Regions from separate parts of the Homo sapiens genome. Here region 2 is linked to region 1. The links are chromatin loops, found by intact Hi-C in ENCODE. Cell type or tissue: adrenal gland. All regions are shown on one strand. Each heading gives the region's core, and the rest is flanking DNA. Links, peaks and the distances in the headings are about the cores only.

Region 1 (9,686 bases), core at 3,992-6,491:
TCAAAATGCCAGGTCAACTAGTGACTCCTCTTTCAAAAGGCTCTGTAAATAACACACTTCTCTCCCCATGAAATGGGTTGGTTTATTCCCTGCCTCTAATCCCAGCTGGACTGTCATCAGGTAGGGCCTATCAGTTGTCTGCAGAGGTGGGTGGAGGTATGGTCACCTGAAGGTGCTTCTAAGGAAGGTGCTTGTGAGTTCTTGTAAACTTCCCAAGGTTTCAGGAGTGGCAGCAGCAGATAAGGAGAGTCCAGGCATTTCCTGTGGGCATTATGAAGGAGCACCAGAGGCATCCCACTTTGTCTTGGTGCCTGGTTGTAGCTGAGCATCATAGTGCCATGAGAACCTGGTAAAAAGATTCTGGAGCCCCACCCTGGGAGGGTCAGGGTCACAGGTCTAAGGGGGGCTCTGGAATCTGTATTCCTGACAAGCCCCAGGTGATTCTGAGACCCACTCAAGTGTTGAGATCCCCAGTTAGCAGCTCTGGATTCTTCCGTCTCTGAGAGGGTCACAGGCCTCCAAGGGATGGTGGTAGTGGAGTATACTTTTATCTTCCTGGGCTGGATGTAACACTGCCTGCTGCCAGCTCAGGAAGCCAGGCCACACTGTGCCCATAGGGCCACATGTAAGGCAGAGCCTGGTGCTCAGCTGAACCCCAGGTGAGGCAGGAACTTGGCCTGGGATGCTTTGCTACTGCTATTGTCCGGAAACTGAGTTTCATCCCAAACTTAGGTCTGACTGGCTGTGCCCTGTCCCTTGCGAAATATAAACTGCAGCCCTTCCTGGCGAGAGGCTAAGTGTTTATGTGGGCTGGTTGCAGAGCCCAGCTCTTTGTCCTGCTCAGGTTCCATTTCCAAAATAATTCTGCTTAGTTCTTCACATAAACAGCAGGGCCCTTAGAGACTGGCCCTGAGAGTATAGAGGGGATCCATCCCCGTCCCAGCACCCCAGTGTGCTGCCAGGAGACACCAGTGGGCATCCTGGGGTTGGTACCCAGTGTTCTGCTTTCTGCTCTTGCTCCTGCCTCCTTGGAGGCCAGGAGCCACATGCCTGAGGCCCAGGAATGTGATGGGGAAACAAGTTTCCCAGATTGGCCAAAGACCAAGATGGGAGCCATTGCACCAAGGTAGGCGTGGTAATTCAGTGCCACACGTTTCCCATGGTCAACCCTGCAGTCACTCTTCCCGCTAAGTCAAAGTGTCCACTTTGCTGTTGTCAGGTTATTTGGTGAATTTCTGTAGCCTCTAATGATGAGTAGTGAGTGGGAACTCTGTCTCCTTTGCTCCTAGCATCTACCAGGAAGACTGTTTCAGCGAAGGCAAGTCTCATACGGAGCTGGGCCTTGTGCACGCATGTGTCATAGCAAGCACTCATGAAGATGGGCCGGGGTCTCTTGTGAGCCTGGGGCAGCCCCGGGGGAATCTTGCCCTCAGAGAAGCACTTTTCACCATAGATTCACCCCTAGGTGATGCTATGCAGTCCTCATGGTAGGAATTACCAACTTCCACATCGGCTCAGGGGCCAGGATCTTCTAAGTGGTGGGACTTCGGGTCAAGCAGAATTCTGGACTCTGAGTGGCTTCCTAAGAGTTGGCCTGCTGCTTAGCCTGAATCTCAGGGCAGGTACAGACAGGATGGCGGTGCCCACAAGCCCTTTTTATCCAGCTAGCTAAAAGCCACTCATTGTACTAGCAGAAGCACGTTTCTACACATGAGAGGAAACACTGCATCCTTTTCGGTGCAGTTTTACAGAAAACTATTTAACGCGCTTGCTGTAGCTACCCCTGGCATGTGGATCCTGAGAATCCGCCCCTGGGCAGATTCACTCGGGTCACACACTTGTTTATCACACGGTGTGTAATTGACCTTAGTATGTGTGCATATGGACAGCATACCACGTAGCAGTGCCCTGGGCATTCTGACCTGCCCCTCCTGGCGTGTTTACTCCTCTCTACCCATAGTTCTGGCTGCCGTGCCTCACCCTGCCATGTGGCAACCACATGCCGGGCACTGAGAGGAGGCCCGGGTGAGAGTCTGGTCAGGGTCCTGCCTTCCTGGGAGCATTCTCCTTTGAGCACCACCTCCCTCTTCTTTCTCTCTTCCCCTCCCCCTCCAGTCCTGGACTTCCTGCTGTTCCTGGTCCAGGGGGAGGGCAGGTACCACACAGTGATGGGTGTCCTGCAAGCTGAGCCTGGGTTGTTGAAACTCCTGGCCCAGAAGCCTCTAGCCCCCAGCCAAGGTCCCTGTTTGGGCCGCGTTATGACAGTCTTGTTTCCGGCATGTCAGGTGTGACCATGCCTTCTGTCTCGATGGCTTTCCTTGCTGGTGGTCTCCCTGTGGGGCTGCTGTCCTTATGTGTCGAGGTTTCAGAATGGCCAGGCTCTTGGTGGGGAGGCCCTGGATGGACATGCTGGTGGCCCAGGAGAGAGCGACCCATCCTCAGTCCCTCTGCCTGTGAAGGCAGACTCTCCTGCCTGCCCTGGCAACAGCTCTGCGCCAGCCTGTCTGTGTGGCTGCCGGCAGCCGCGGCTCCTGACTGGCTGCCTTCTCCCAGCTCCCTCACGCCCTCCAAGGCTCACTCACTCACTCACTGGCTGCTCGCAGCAGCTCAGGCAGCGTTCAGGCAGATGGTGCAAGGGAGGCGTGGGCGGGGGTCCTCGGACTCTGCTTGCACACCCCCATGTGTGGGTGAGGTCACGCCCAAGGGATGTCATCAACATACGCTGGGATGGGCTTGGTGCCATTCAAGATCTATCTGCAGGGACAACAAAACCCGACTTCGAGGTCTTAACAAGTCCCTCGGGAGTCTCCAGACTCGAGTCCTTACACTGCATCACCCACTCCCCTGAGCCACCAGGCCCTGGTCTCCTCTCTTGACCCACAGGACACTGCAGGCAAATGCTGGGTTGAAATTCCAGCTCTGCCGCTTGTCAGCTGTGACTTTAGAGAACTTAGCTAACTCTGCAAAATGGGGGATAGTATCAGTTCATGGCATTGTCAAGAGGAATGAATGGGATTTGCAGCTAAATGCTTAGCAGCACCTGGCGAAGAGCAAGCGCAGGAGATGAGTTAACCGGGATTGTGTCATGGAGTTCCCCGGCTCGTGTTGTGTCCTCTCTCTGGAATGCTGCCTTCTCTTTCCCCTGTGATTCCTACTTTGATCATACCTGTCTTTCAGATCCTAGCTCCTTCTGCTTAAAGCTGGCTCTGCTCCCCCTCCCCCAGTCCTAGGCGGACTTCAAGGCCTTCACTTTGCTCCTCATTTTTTGTGCCTGATTTCTGTGCTTCACTTTTGGGTCCACTCCACCTGGTAGCAAGGGGGTGCTTCATGAGGGCACTGGATGGGATCTCTTGACATATACATGTCCTGCCCTCACTGGTAGAACAAAGCAAGAATCTAGCTCCTTCATAGCTCCTCAGAACCTCCGGGCAAACCTGGCTATGGTCCCCTTACTCCCTGCAAAGTGGAGCACATGACCAAGCCCATTCGCAAGGCCTTAGGATGAGAAGTCATAGTGATCCCTTTACAGATGGGCAGCTGAGGCCAGGAATGAGGAGGGGATGTACCCAAGGACACGTAAGAAGTTGGAGACCCTGGCCTGCTGCTTCTGTGCCTCTCTGCTGGGGGTTGGGGAAGGAGTCGGGCCATCTCTCAAGGAATCCGGGAGGACTTCACAGAAGAAGTGACAGGAGTTAAGGCTTGAAAGAGGATGGGTTCATCACATAACCAAGGCAGGGAAGGGCATTTAGGCAGAGGGAACCCCATGAGCCTAGTGCTCAGAGGATGAAAACCTTACTCTCTTCCTGGGACAGTCATTGAGACTGCAGTGAGAGGTGGGAAAGGGCCTGGAGCATCGGGAGAGTGAGAAATCATTGGGAAGGGCAGGAGCCAGCATTAAGGAGAGGCAGAGATAGAGAAGGTGAGCTGGTTAGAGGCTTGGCCCAGACCCGTGTATGTGCCAGATTAGACTGGGGGAGGGAGGGCCCAAGGATAAGCATCCCTTTGTGCCAGGTGCTTCATCTCTTAGTGCTTACAGTGACCTGAGAGGTGTGCTTGTTTTAGAGATGGGGAAACCAGATGCAGAGAGGTTTGGTGGCTTGACCAAGGTCTCATGGGCTAGTAAGAGGCAGAGCCAAAATGTGAACCACCAGCAACATGACTCTCAAGTCCTCTGGTGGCCACCACCTGTTTGGGATGGGGTGGCAGCTCCTCTCAGGGCAGGGGCCCTGTAGTCTACTCCCCAAGCAGGTGTGGGGGCCACTAAGAGAGTGTATGGCCCACAAGGTTCATTGTTAGGTCCTAGGCATGTGTCCAGGTGCACATAGACACCTTCAGTGAACCAGATTGTTCACCAAGCCTGGCAACTCTCTTCAACTAGGCCCTATTGGAAAATGGGTAGGATGCCAGGCAGCCTACAGCTGGGCAGCTCCAACTCTGGCCTCTGTTGCCCAGCAGCCAAAAGGTGGGGCTCTTGTAAGACCTGAGCCCCTCACCCCGTGTCTGGGTCCTGTAGCATTTCGGTCCTTACTTCCTTGCAGTTCTCAGGGTGTGGCAGTTGTCTGTGTGCCTCATTGAGTGGCAGATCTCCTGTGGACCGGGCCCAGGCCTCCTCTCTGGGCCTCTGGCACCTAGCATACAGCCTGGCCCAGCACAGGTGCCCAGTAAATGTTTGTACCATGAACGATACATTGAGCACCTACTGCGTGCCGGGTGCTGTGCCAGGCCCTGGAATAATTAACTTCGGCATGGCACTTTATGATTCACAGAGCTCCTCCCAGTCCCCTTAGGAGTCTGATTGTCTCAGATCAGGTATTTATTTCCCTGTTTTCCAAACAAGGAAACTGAAGCTTAGGAAGAGGAGGGCTGTAGCCTCAGGTCACATCTGTCAGCCAGGGAGGGGCAGAACCAGCCCCAGCCACTGCCCACTCCCTGCTCCCTGGGCAGTGAGCACACCCTGGAGGCTGACAGCTGTTTCTTTCCAACCCCTGCAAGCAAGAGATAGAGCACCCTGGCTGGCAGGGAAGCCAGGCCAACAGAGAATCCGTATCCCAGGAAGCAGGGCTCCTGGGGGCTGCAGTAGGCACCTGGCTCATCCTCAGGGCTCCACCCAGCAGGAGCAGGGGCCTCCTCTTCCACTACCAAGGACCTGGTTGCTGGGGACAATTGTCTGTGTCTGGGGTAAGTCAGAGGCAGGAGAACAAAGAGAACCCTTCCTGCCAATGCCACTCTGACCTTGAAAACCCTGTGGGGTTTCATTTACTCGAAAGAAAAAGGGAAGAGTTGGTTACCAGCTTCAAAGAGGGGCAGACCTCCTGCAGGCGAGCATTGAGGAAACCTTGGCTTTGTGAGTTATTGCTGCCAAATTTCTCCTTTTCAGTTTAACAGAAGTCCTGGGGATCACTGTCCATGGGCTGGGGAGGAATCCGGCCACCTTTTTTAGAAGGCAGGAAGGTGCCAGGATCACTGCTCTTACTTTGGTTGGGCTCTAGGTGGCACAGCTTCTGATGTAAAGATCAAATAACAATAGGGAGATCTGGATGCAGCCTGAAGGCTCACCCCAGTGTCTTGCTGCAGGTGTGCCCAGCTGTGGGACCAGGACCCCAGGAAGGAAGGGCATTGTTCTGTCCCTGCTGTGGGAGTCTCTCAGGGAAGCAGCATAGCACTCAGGAAATCCTGGGCACCGTGAAGGGCTGTGTATTTATTCCTTATTCCACAAACAATAAGCAAGTCCCTGCTGTGTGCCAGGCACTGAGTGGGATCCTGGGAGAAGGATTGATGTGTTGTGGGTCCTGCCATGTCCTGCCTGTTGTGACAGTCCACCACTGTAGTGGCATCTGTGTCCATCTGGAGAGTACATGTTCTGCTAAGGGGGGCAGCAGCCCCTGCACCATGGCACTGGGCATTTGGTGGCAGGCCTTTGGATTTATAAGAGAAGCCAAAAATCTAGAGGTTTTTTTGTGACATTTTAAAATTTCACATCTTTAAATGTTGGCATTTGATTCAAAACTTAAAAATGTCAACACTGTGTGGGCTAAACAAAACATGAATGTTGACCAAATACAGCTCATACTCTTTAGTTAAAGACCTTTATCTTAAAGGTTGGATAAAACCCAGATGGGCAGAGGGCAATAGGCAAGGTCTTCCTGGGGAGGGGGCACCTGGACAGAGGGGTGGTGGTGGGAATCTGCCTGAGCATTTTCAGGGCAGCTGGGAACTGGGAAGTGAGGGGCGGAACTGATGGGGCCCCGCCCAGTCATGGAATCCTTGCATGCCCTGGACGTGCAGATGTGCTGCAGGCCTGACCCAGGCTGCCCTGAGAGCCTCCAGCTGTGTCCATCCCTCCAGTCAGCAGCGTTTACCCAACACCGTCACATAAATGAGGCTTTGGCCAGGCAGGAGCTCAAGGAAGAAGGGTCATGAGTATTTAAGAGAAACCTCCAGGACACACGATCCTCATCTCCAGGAAAGCTATGGAATGGGGGCTGTCGATCTCTCCGTTGTCCATGCATGCATGTGACCTCCCCTGCCATTTGCATTTGCTCTCCTGCAGCTCCTTCAGGTTCTGGGCTGGGCCAGGAGGGCTTTCGCAAGAACACCTAAAAACCCTTGGAAAGGGGCTCTTCCCTTCTCCTCTTCCTGTTCCTCCCCTGCAGGAGTCCTGCATTGTTCAGAGGGTTTGAACGGCTCTGGCCAAAGCCTGTTTGGGTGTCTTCCTGTTCGGGGCCTGCAGTTATGACTCCTCCCTTTTTCTCAGTTTCTCCCCGTCTGCCACTCCCCCCATGATCCATATTTGAGTTTCTTCTAAATGATCACCTGCAGAAATGGTCCTTCAGATTGTCCCAGAGATTTGCCCAGGAAACTTTCATTGAGCCCCTGCTGTATGCAGGGCCTTGGGCCAGAGAGGGGACTGAAACCCAGGGCTCCCACTGACTGGTAGAGTAGACAGCCACACAGACAGCCAGTGGGTTTGAAGAAGAAACTCAAGTGTGGATCATAGGGGGAGTGACAGACAGGGGGAAGAAACAGAAAAAGGGAAGTTATGACTGCAGGCCTACCTGGGAGGCTGAGGCAGGAGTATCCTTTGAGCCCAGGAGTTTGAGTCTAGCCTGGGCAATATAATGAGACTATGTTTCAAAACAAGATAAGTTAAAAAAATTGCAAGTATAGAGTACCAAATTCCAGGCACTATAAAGCAAAAAGTAACAAAACTTCTATGCCACTCCCACCATAGAATCTCTTACTCCACCAAAAGCCACGGTGGACTGTTGGTCGGGGACTTTTTCTGCAGACTTTTTTCTGTGGCCAATGAAATGATCTTATCCACGTCCCTGTGCCTGGAACAGGCCACCCAGCATGCTCCTGCTTCCTTGGCCTGCAGAAGGACTGAGGGAGCCTAGCTGCCATGGCCCAGAGCCCTCTCTCCCAGCACCCACAGCCTTTAGTCCCATAGCTATGGTGCTGGGTGGCCCTCCATGGACGGAGTCTGTGGCTCTGGAAGGAAGAGGGCATGGTCTTTTCCCAGCAGTGCCACACAGACTCAGGCCGTGGGCTGCCTCAGCCAGCAGAGAGGGAGGCAACAAGCAGGCTGGCTGGCTGAGGACTTCGAGAGCACACAGGGCTCCCCCAAGGGATCCTCGGGATTGAGTTATTTCTGTTTTTGCTCACCTGTGCCTGGCCCTGGGGACAGAGACAGGAATCAGCTGCAGTCCCTGCCTCCCTGGAGGAGCTCCCAGTCAGGTGGGAGAGGTGCCTGCCACCCCTGATGAAACTGTCTCTACCTCAGGTTCTCCCTGCTGCTCAGAACAAGGGACAGCCAGGAACCAGGTCCAGGGAGGAGTGTGGTCTGGGCTCAGGGGAGCCCTGGAGGAAGTGGATTGTAAGCTAAGATTGGGAGGAACTCTCCCCACCCTGGTTTCACCTGATGGGTCTTGCAGCACCTCCTGCTCAGTAAGCAAAGAACTGGATGGGAAAGAACTGACATCTGTGCAATGCAGACACTTGGAGCTGTTGTTTCATTTAGAGTACAGTGTTTTCCCCTAGAGGCCCTGTGTGGATGAAGACACAGAGCTGGTTGAGGATTGGGCCCAGGGGGTAGGGCGGAGAGGAGGGTGCATGGTGAAGATTTGTCTACTTAGGCTGGTGAGCCCACTCGGGGTGGAGCACTGGCTTAAGGCACCTTGGCCCTGCCCACTGCTGCTGGGGGACCTTGATCAAGGTACTTCATCATCAGTCAAATGGGGCAGAGAGCCCTGCCCACCTCCCAGGGCTTCTCTGAGAGTCTGCCTGACAGTCTTTCTGCCTTGGGAGCAGCAGAGCCTGGGCCCATGTTGGGGATGATGAGGATGTTGATGGTAACGAGGATAGTGACAGGGACAACATGGGGGATTGTTTACTGAGGATTCCCTCATGCTGGCGCTTGAGGTGACACACCCTCACTGTGTGCTGTGTGCCCTGCCGTCATGGCTCCCCACTGGACCCTGCACCGAGCCCTAGACTTGCTCCCCTTTCAGTCAGTTCTCTGCCCAGGACTCACTTGTTATGACTCAGGTTCCTTCCTGTGGACCCTGAATGGGGAGCACCTGACTACCTTTCCAGTTGCACTTCCCCCACCCCTCCCCGTTCCCTGCCCCACGAGTGCTCCAGCATACATCTTTGTCCTTGTTCCCTCTTCTTCTCTTCCTGGAACATTCTTTGTTCAGATACCTGTGTGGCTTGCTGCCCCACTTCATTCAAGTGTGAATCCAACCACCCGGTCAAACACAGCCCCCTCCCATCCTCTAGCCAGGACCTGGCTCTGCATTTGTCTCTAGCTGTTGAGTTCACCTGATGTTGTTACATACTTCGTGTACTTTTCCCACACTCTAGACTGTACGCCACATGCAAGTAGAACATTTATGTCTTGTACCCTGATGTGTCTCTGGCACCTAGAATCGGGCCTGACAGAAAGTTGGTGAATGAACAAACAAACATTTAATTGTACCCCATAATGTGGACACATTGCTGTCTACATTTTACAGATGGGGAAACTAGACTCAAAGAAGAGGTGGATTGACTAGCCCAATGTCATACAGCTGCAGCGGGACAGAACCAGGATTTTAGCCCAGTGTCTGTGGCCTCTGAGCCCTGTCTCAGCCAGTAGACACTCCCACCTCCCCAGAATCTAGGATGGACAGGAATGGGAGGGGGCCCAAAAAGGTGGGTAGGATTTTACCCTGGGGATTGAGGGGTGAGGCCAAGGAGGGGGTGAACCATGAGGGTCTGAGAGGGCCAGGGGCAGGTCGGGGACTTCAGTGAGGGTCAGGACAGGGAACCCTTGCAAGACAGTCTCTGAGGAGAGCACCCCCGGCACCAGCCACTCCCAAAGACCAGCCGCCTCCAGGCTTCTTGTGCTGGCTTTGGTTCCTGGCACGATTTCTGTTTCCCAGAGGAGCTCAGGCCTGGCCCGGCTTCCCAGGGTGGAGAAACACATGGTGAGTGAGTGTGTGTGCGCGCGTGTGTATGTGTGTGTGTGTCCAGCCTTGCTGTTTGCGTTGTCGTCACGTCTTCTTAATCAGCCTATTTCTGGGAGCGATGACTTCATCTCCTGTGATTCTCGACACAGCCATTGTCAGGCGTCCATGGAAAGATTGGGCCTGGCAGTGTCCATATTCCCCTAACGAGCCAGGTTGGGAGAGCCAATTGGCGGG
Region 2 (9,686 bases), core at 2,496-4,995, 130 kb after region 1:
TTCAATGGACTATTATTCAGAGATAAAAAGAAATGAGCTGGCAAGCCATAAAAGACATGGAGAAACCTTAAATGCATATTGTTAAGTGAAAAGAGCCAGTCTGAAAAGGCTAGATACGATATGATTCCAACAATATGACTTTCTGAAAAAGGCTAAACTATAGAGAGTAAAAAGATCAGGCGCTCACGGAGGGGAGGGCTGAACAGGGGGAGCACAGGGAATTTTTAGGGCAGTGAAACTATTCTGTATTACACTGTAATGGTGGCTACATTTGTCAAATGTCAAATCCCACAGAACTGTACAACACAAAGAGTGAACCTTAATGCAAACTACAGACTTGAGTCGATCATAATATACCAAGGTTTTTCCATTAATTATAACAGCACAATCATGCAAGATGGTGTTATAAGGAAACTGTGTGCATGGGAATGGGAGAGTGCATGGGAATTCTGTACTATCTGCTCAATTTTTTCTGTAACTATATGTTCTAAAAATATTAAGCCTATTAATTTTTTAAAAAAGGCTTTTACAGCACCTGGCCTGTGTTAGGTGCTTGATAAATGTAGCTGGTGTTGGCGTCAATCACCGGCAGTTGCATTAGGAGAGAGCCTGCTGGAGAAGATACAGTCAGGAGACCTGGGTCTCAGCCTGAGCACTGCAGGGGCTATTGGAGGTGGCCCCTAACCCGTCCCATCCTTATTTCCACAGCTCTAAATCTGGAATAAGAGAAATTCCTCCCCTCAGTGCAGTTGGGAGCACTGAGTGCTGTGTTTTGCAACAATAAAGTGTGTGCAAACAATTTACTGCCTGCTCCAGGCTGTGGGAGGAACGGATGGATGAGAGGAGTGGTGGGGGGGAAGCCCTCACAGCCCCGAGAGCTCCCTGGACATGCTGTTGTTGTTAACGCCAGGCTTAGCCAAGACCAAGGGCCAGACCATCCTACTAAACACAGCTCTGCCCAATTCTCAGGCCTGGGAGAATTTGAGGGCCGGGACGGGGCTCACATCTTCATGTGCCTGTGACGGTTGTCACTGCGCAAGGCAGACCAGGACTGAGACTCGGGGCTGGCCCCTGTTCTGCCCCTGCCTGCCTGTGGAGCTGTTTCTAGCCCTCTGAGCCTTGGTTTCCTCCTCTGTATATAGGGTCACGGTAGAGCTCACTGGGAGTGTGTGCACTGTGTGGACAAGTGACTTTGGAAATGGTTTGTAATCTGTGACACACACACCCACCAGGAAGGATGGTGGTGGTTAGACAGAGAAAAAGCTACTGTTTGGGCCAGGTGCATACTTTATCACTAAATCCTGACAGTGCCCCAAGGTAGATGTCATTGCCCCATTTCAAAGGACACTGAGGCTCCCAGAGGTGCAGTGCCCCCTCTCAGGGCTTCCCGAGGGAAGGTAGCAGAGTATTGAAACCCGGCCTGTCTAACTCAGCTGCCGGCTTTCTACACAACACTGGATCCTGCGGCTGCTGTTCCTACAAGATCTGGGGATGGTGGGCAACAAGTGTAGGGAGAGGGGAGGCCTACATCAAAAAGAATTCAGCTTTCTCCCCTTTGTCTGTTTTTGGGGGGTGGGGCCAGACGATGGGCAGAGATCCTATTCTCTCCACCCTCAAGGTGACTGAGGATGAGGAAGGACAGGCACTCGCCCGACAAAGGGGCAGCGGGTGTGACTCCACCTAGTCTGGTGGCACTACGGGTGCAGAAGTGGCTTTAGCAGGCCTGGGAGATCAGGGTCTGGGTGAGCGAGGGGGAGGTTGAGCCGGCATCTCTGCTGGCTCTCTTGCTTTTATTAAAAATAATTCTGACGCCAACTATTTTGTAAGCGTGTAGGGCACACATCCAGAGAGGCCCATCTGACTGCGAGATAATTTCAAGGCTGAAGAACATCGTTCGTGCCAGACACCTCGCACGAGGCGCTGCGTGAAACTGGCCTACTTATCCGAGGCCTCCTGTATTTCAGGGGGAGGGGGCAAGCCATGTTTATGTATAAAGGAGACTGCGCTCAACATTCCAAATGAAAATACTCTTCAATATTTCAGTGCATCGTTAACCAAATACATTTCAGCTGGGGCTTACTCCAGCCGATGTGAGCAGAGGCGTCAGATGACTCGCAGTCGGTGACTGAGGGATTTTGCTGAGAGATGGTCATGAGGCTCAGACACCCATGGGATTGGTGGGTTGCCGCGGCTGAGCCCTGGTCCATGGGACATGTGTAGCAGGGCACCTGCTAGATGCCAGTCTCAGTGCTTGGCCTCATGCAGGCGGGAACAGCTCTGTTTCCTGGATGTTGGCCTCATGTCGGGGGCAGATGTCCAGGCCCTTTCACAGTACTCAATGTGTGCTGTGGTCAAGGGCAGCGCTGGGTGCTGCGGAGCAGGTGAGACGGTACTGGGCCCAGCCTGAGCACTGGGGGAGGCTCTGTGAGGGAGGGGACCTGGGGGGTGGTGGTGAGCAAGGAGAGGGGGTTCCTGCAGAGGTGGGGGCCTGAGGGGGCCGGCCATTCTGGCTGGAGTGAGTGTGAGGCTAGTGATGAGTGGGGATGCAGAGTGGACAGGGGTCCAGCTCTCAAGGCCCTGAAATGCGCCAATGTCCTCCCCTGGGGTTGGAATTGTGAGACCAGTGACTGCAGGCAGCTGGGGGCCGGCACAGGCCTGTAAGTGATGGGAGCAGGCAGGGCTCCTGCTTCACACAGCCATGGACGAGGCTGCCAGCACCACATTTCCTCTGTCTTCCCCAGCCTCACTGTCCCCACTGTCGCCAGGGTGGGATGAGGAGGGCCTGGCACTCTGTCAGCCACCAAGGGAGAGTCTGTTGCGGCCACGTCCTGACCCTCTCATCTGGCTGTGAGGCAGGCCCTTCTTCCCATCTCTGTCCCCAGCACCTGCAGAGCAGCTGGCAGGGGTAGGTGCCCCAGAAGCACTTCCCGAGAAAGTAGTGCAGTAGGAGCAATGGGATCACACTAGGGGCAGACCCGCTTCCTGAGCATTTTCCACAGGCAGACATGGCCCTGAGCGCTTTCCGTGTTTTGTTTCATTTCATCCATCCCAAGGTTTCCAGGAGGCAGGCACCATTATTATCTCCACTTTACACCTGATGAACTTGAGGCTTGGAGGAAGTTGCCTAACTTCCCTGAGGTTAGCTAGCAAGTGACCAAGCGCAGATTGAAAGCCCAGTTTGTCTGATTCTGGAGACTGTGGCTTTGGGTATATAGCAAGTCAACCCAAGGCAGCCCCCGGAGCTGGGCACATAGCTCAGGAGGCAGGCATGTAGCTCATCAAGCAGTGGAAGAAATGTTTCTTATTTTGGTCAAAGAGCACTCAGCATATGTCAGATAATAAACAATGCCATTCTTAGATCTCCCTCTCCAAGCAAGAGGTGTGTGGTGTTTGAGCTCTCATGGGAAGGGGACGTGGGGAAGACTCCACAGTCAGTTTTTTCTTCCTTTGCTCTCATGTTCCCTTTGGTTACTGAAAGGGACCTTTAGCTTATATCTTAAAATAGCAAAAACATCTGGCTTTGAAGTAAACAAAGTTCAGAAGCCCCCAGATGTTGGTCTTTTGTTAGGACCAGGACAAGATTCTTGGTTGCCCAGCTCAAATGTTACCTTTGCGAGTAAAATGTTTGTCTCTCACAGCTGACACCATGATTTTGCCTTTAATTGCCTAATCTTGATGCTGTCCTCATCTCTTACCACGGAGATGTGAAATTCCACTCTGGAAAGAGCTGAGGGCAAAGTCTCCATGATAAGAAGGACCTCCTGAGTGCAATTTACATGAAATAAATGCATCTTCACTGACAAATTTGTTTCTTTATTTGAATTCTGGGCAATGAGAGGGCTACTCGAGGGCTACGACATCCCAGTTTTGCTGATAACATCCTCATTTAGAGTTCTGTGTCCTGCTGGAAATTCTAGAAGTGAAAATTAAAATTCTTATCTTTTTTTTAAATGACAATTAACATTGGCATGCTGGAGAGCATAAGCTACATGTTACTAAATTCCATCCAGCTCTTGAAGAGCCATTGACATTCTGACAGAGGTGAAGGCAAGCCCATTTGGGGAATGATGAACCCAGGGTGCAGACGGGGGGTTCCTTAGGTGGGGAGAGCCACATATTAGATGTAGGTCACTGTCAAATTCTAGCTTTTGTTTTGAGTGGTGAGTTTGCGGATGCTTATTCCATTATTAAAAATAGCTAATTTAAAAAGCTAACTAAATAAAAGTAGGTTATGCGTGGATCATGATGGAAGTGTCTCATGAACCCAGGGTGATGGGTGATGGCTAATCTAATTCTATGCACCTGAGGTCTAATAAAACACAAAACAAACAATCAAAAGCAAATTTATTTAAACGGATTATTTGAGTTTTAGATTTCATCATGTGCATGCTTTTTCTCACTAGTTTTTATTTTTTTCCTAATTATTTTAAGCACCATTTTTTCTTCTCCATTTCAATAGCAAGGTCTCCTTTTGCAGGTTATTTTTGTTCTTAAAGGTCTCAAGCATCAGGGATCTGGTTAACCCCTTCAGTGGGCACCAAAGTCTTATAACGGCAGAAGGAAGGTCTGGCTGGCTGCGGGAGAGGGGAAGATGCTTTAGCACTTTGACACAGCAGGCACTGGGTATGGGTGATGATCCAGTCCAAATGGGCGTTCAGAGGAGGGGAGGGAGACCCTGTCAAAGAGACCACCTCTACTCTGAGCCACGGTTCTCACACTCAGGATTCCCTGCTTTGAGGATGCAGGGCATCTTTTATTTTTGCATTTGTCTGCTCATCAAACATTAACTGGGCACTGGGCGAGATGCTTTGCATGTTCCAGGCCATGTGCTAGGCCCTCAAGGATACAGAATGCACAGTGGGTGGCTTTTCTGGGTCACAGCATGCTACGTGCCTTGTATGCGTTCTATCTTAACCCTCACAGCAACCTTCCTCTGTTGCTTCCCCCCATGATAGCTCTGGTCATATACTATTGCAATCGTCAACTGTATGTCATATTCATTTGTGACTGAGAGCACTGGGTATAATGGAAAGGGCAGCAGACACTGAAGTTAGACTGGTTTTTATTCAAATACTAGGGTCCCCACTGTAATATATTTTTTAGAGGCAGGATCTCTCTCTGTCACCCAGGCTGGAGTGCAGTGGCACAATTGCAGCTCACTGCAGCCTTGAACTCTTGAGTGCAAGCAATTCTCCTGCCTCAGCTTCCCAAGTCGCTGGGACTATAGGCAACTGCCATCATGCCTGGTGAATTTTTAAGTTTTTTAATAGAGACGGGGTCTTGCTATGTTGCCCAGGTTGGTCTCGAACTCCTAGCCTCAAGTAGTCCTCCCATCTCAGCCTCCCAAAGTGCTGGGATTACAGGCATGAGCCACTGCTACTGGCCCCCACTGTAATACTTGACGTGTCTGTGTAATTTCACCTCTTTGAGGCTCAGGTTTTCCATCTGTTGAATGGGAATAACAATGCTTATCTCACAGGATGGTGTGAGAAGTAAATGAGGTAATTCTTAGCAAGCATTTTTTATTTTTGTCTCACATAAATGTTCAGTAAATGGTCTCTTTTTTTCCCTTAAGAGGCTAGGATCTGTACCTAATTTATCTTTATATCCCTGCAGGGCACAATACCTGGTAACACATTCACTAGCTGTTAGTTGAATGGATGAATGAATGAATGAGTACGTGTTCTTTGAGCGTGAGAACCCAGGCTCTATCATTCTTCACAGGCTTCTTTCTTTTCAGCCCCCAGCAGCTGTGGGATGGGGAAAGCCGTCTCCCTCAGCATGGCACCCACACCTCCAGCCAGTACCTAACTGGATCTGAGGGCCTCGAACCCCTTGGATCCACACCATGGAGGGAAGAAAAGAAGACCCTCTGGTCTTTCTGCTGACACTTGGCAAAAGGAAGAACGACCACTTAACCACAGACTGCTCCTTTTGCTACTCAGTAGCTTCCTGAACGGTCCTAAGAAGGTGGCTGTCTCCAGATGCCCCTCTCCTTGAGAATCAGGGGCTTGGACCAGCCTTGAGAAGGAGGCAAGAACTGGGCCCTGGCTGGCACCAGCAGTGGCTCCTGAGACCACAGGCACAGAAGGCTTCCCATGTGTGGCTTTCATGCCCAGGCCCACTTCCTAGACCCCCAGGCCCTGCTATTTCCTTCCAGGAGTGAGGAAAACTCAGAGGACGGAGGAAAGGGAGACAGGAGGTTGGACAGGCACCCTCTCTGCTCCAGTTCTGTCCTCCCAGCAGGCCCTGTGAGTTGACTTTTATCCTCCCGCTGCTGCCGTCCCCTCTGACTCCTGCTTCACCAGCCCTGCCCCCTCTGTATCACTTAAGTGAACAAGCACTGCTTGGTGTAGCCCTGGATGGGGGGAGAGCACCCTGGGTGAGGAGGTAGGAGGACTGAGTTCAAATCTTGCCTTCTTTTGCTGCTCCCTGGCTGTGGGAGTTTAGACAAGTCACTTTTGCTCTTGGAACCTTAGGGTACTCATCTGTAAAAAGGGGTGCTGTTGCCCACCTCGAAGGCCTGGCGTGAGAATTTGCAGCGATATATGCACAAGTGAAGTAATCTCAAAACTGCTGTTACTACTATTCCACCTGGTGATGACTATTCCACCTAGTCAGGGGCTGAGGTCTGGCCAAGGGCCTGGGAGATCCCAGCCCTGAATTTGCTTATCAGTATGTGCTAAAAATAAGTATTTTTCTCATTTCCATAGCTTGGTCAGCAGAATACGGAGACCCTGGCAGACCCCAGAAAACCTCACCGGAGCTTGAATTGCGGACAGCCCCCGTGGATTCCGCTTACCGGGAGCAATTTAAGAGGCAAACAAAACATGAAAAACTACTCAGAATTAACAATGGGCCAGATGGTAATGCTAGTTTGCAGCAATAAAACATGATAAATAGCTTCCTGCTGCTACTCCTGATCAATTTCAATATTTAATAATTCCACTGCCACTCCCACCCCCTCATCTGGCCCCCTCCGTGGGATCCTGGATGACTCCCCACATTCAGCTCACAGAGCAAACACTTCTTTGCTTTCTGAAGGTGTCAGCAGAAAGTGCCGCTGCTCGATTGTCACATGAGCACTCTCAGTCCTCGAAATGATAATTAATCTGCCTACTTCTCCTGAAGACGCTCCATCTCACGCCTCTCCTGGTTGCCAGGGAGGGCTGTAAGGGAGCTGCCAACTGCAGAGATGCGATAGAGGCACTCATCTTGTTGATTCAATGACTGCTGCTATTTCCTGGGTTTTGCTTTTGACTTAAAGAAAGGGGAGCTGCAGGGAGCTCGGTGGTCATCTCACTCTAGGACCAGTGAGTAGGAGAAGGCAACCTGGAACGGGCTCGGGTGGATTGGTGTTTGAACCTTATCCACCAGCCATGCCTCTCTAGGCCTCAGTTTCCTCCTCTGCACAATGGAGATAATCATATCTACCTCTAGGAGAATTCTAGCCGGTGCTGCACATGTAAAGTGCCTGCAGAGTGCTTGGCATATAAGAATTGGCCAAGAACTGGCAGCCAGGAGCATCACTACTAAACACAAAGCCAAACAGCAAATGATGTCTGAGCGCCAGTGCCCTGCAGGAAGGACCGGCTGCATCTCTGTAGTTGGGAAGTTTCTGGCCCACATGGGTGTAGGGCAGGATTGGCTAGGGGTGCAACAGCTGCCAGGCAGACTGCCCCCAGGATTCTCCCCAAGGGGTGTCCACTAATAAGATAAACTGCCTCGCACCATCAGCGAGGACTCCAAAGACCTCAGAGCCACCCTGGAGAGCAGGGATTGTTGGCGCCATTTTACAGATGAGGAACTGGAGATAAGGAGGTGGAATGACTTTTCAAGCTGACATGGGCAGGAAATGGCATAATCAATTCTAATCTGGATCTCCCAACCTGACTTCATGTCCTCTCCACAGACTCACAGGAGCAAGCTGCCCCACTCCTCACGACCCGGTGCCTCCCTTCTGTGCGTCCCTTTTGGAGGGAGGCAGCCAGAAGAGGGCGTGGCGTGGGTGCCAGGGTGCTGCGGGCTCACAGTTCCTGTGTGATCTGTGTCACCTGAGCTGCAGTTTACTCGTCTGTGAAATGAGACTCATAATGCCTACTGCACTGGTTTACCGGGACATTTAATGAGGAAATATGCATGAAAGGACCTTGAAGTTTTGTGATGAGCTGTACAAATATCAGTTATGGTTATTATAATTTTTTTAGAAAAACACCCTCTGGGCTGGGCGCAGTGGCTCACGCCTGTAATCTCAGCACTTTGGGAAGTCAAGACAGGCGGATCACTTGAGCTCAGGAGTTCAAGACCAGCCTGGCCAACATGATGAAACCCTGTCTCTACTGAAAAAAAAAAAAAAATACAAAATTAGCCGGGCATGGTGGCTTGCACCTGTAATCCCAGATACTTGGGAGGCTGAGGCAGGATAACTGCTTGAACCTGGGAGGCAGAGGTTGCAGTGAGCTGAGATCGTGCCACTGCAACCACTCCAGCCTGGGCAACAGAGTGAGACTCCGTCTCAAAGACAAACAAAAAACAAAAGAGAGAGAGAGAAACACCCTCTGTGAGAAAAAAGATAGGAAACTCATCCACCTAAAGGTGGGTTCTTCTCACAGAACCCTTCACCACAGAACCTAGAGGATCAAGATCAAATTTTCTTGTGTGGCATTCAAGGCTTTGACAGCTCCCATAACCCCATCTCTACCCCTTCTCACATCCCTTTTTGCTCCAGCCCATCTGGGCTACTTGGTATGGTCTAAGCTCAACAGCCTCACCTGTGTCCAGGCCACGGCCAGGCAATAGCCCTGCCAGAGTGTCTGTCCCAGCCCTGTTCACCAGCTGATCCCGTACACCCTTCTCCTGAAGTCTTCCTTGGCCCTCCCTGGATGAGGAGCTCCTCCGCTGAGTTCCCGGATAGCTTCTCTGAGCTTCTCTCCCTCCGAGCCAGGCATCCTACTACCTAGCATCATTTTCTCATCTGCCTCCCAATGCTACAGTGAATTCTTTCAGGACGAGAACCAAGCACTATACCCTCCAGCCCACCCAAGGCTGGGCCCAGCATCTGCTCAGGAAATGTGTGTGAGGGGTGAACAAATGAATGAATAACTGAGTGTTCCCAGTATGGATGGAATCTGAGCCTTAAGCAAAGGCAAGGAATGCTAACGGTGGTATGAGAATTCGGTAGCAGACAGTGCTCCAGCATTTAAATTCAGCTCAATCCCTGGGATTATGTCTAGATCTGATGGCATCATCTTCTTCCCCCATCTGAACCCTTGACAAGAAGGAACAGAAAATATACCACCCATGCCTGTCAGGACCCCCACAGGCCATGGCAGAGGCATTTGTCAAATACCTGAGTCCCGCTGGTCCAGGGTCATGGAGTTCCACCTCCGTGTGATGTCAATGTAGAGGATGTCCACGGCAGCCATGGACAGGCTGCTGCTGCTGAGTTTGCAGCTCCTGCCAACAATGGGAAGTGACATGTCACTGCCAGCCTGAAACCTGTCCTGTCTATCTCTCCTCCACTCCTGTTAGGGACTGAATGTTTGTCCTCCCCAAATCCATAGGTTGAAATCCTATCCCTCCAATGTGATGGTGTTAGGAGGTGGGGCCTCTGACAGGTGATTAGGTCGTGAGGGTGGAGCCCTTGGGAATGGGAATAGTGCTCTTCTAGGAAGAGACACTAGAGA

The links. Hi-C counts contacts between places; a loop is a spot of excess contacts. Peaks named below come from ENCODE experiments on the same cell type or tissue, not always from the same donor. Only the 100,000 strongest peaks of a DNase experiment are listed, where the experiment ranks them.
Region 2: it touches region 1 in a loop (2.0-fold over the local background); 4 of 110 quality-filtered maps call a loop at or near these places.

Annotation. Positions count from the first base shown.
Region 1 is chr9:121,715,677-121,725,362 of GRCh38, forward strand. The region is part of intron 3 of DAB2IP (DAB2 interacting protein); the gene reads left to right. Among named protein-coding and RNA genes, the nearest start is that of DAB2IP, 69 kb to the left of the region's middle. RefSeq lists enhancers at 2,442-3,039, 4,517-5,044. In adrenal gland, for the core only: CTCF peaks have their summits at 5,472 (motif pointing right) and 5,675; DNase peaks (open chromatin) are centred at 4,699 and 5,026; H3K27ac peaks cover 1,331 bases.
Region 2 is chr9:121,850,988-121,860,673 of GRCh38, forward strand. TTLL11 (tubulin tyrosine ligase like 11) reads right to left here. Exons shown (of 9, transcript NM_001139442.2): 8 at 9,350-9,456. Among named protein-coding and RNA genes, the nearest start is that of DAB2IP, 200 kb to the left of the region's middle. In adrenal gland, for the core only: no CTCF peak of the experiment used is centred there; no DNase peak of the experiment used is centred there; H3K27ac peaks cover 192 bases.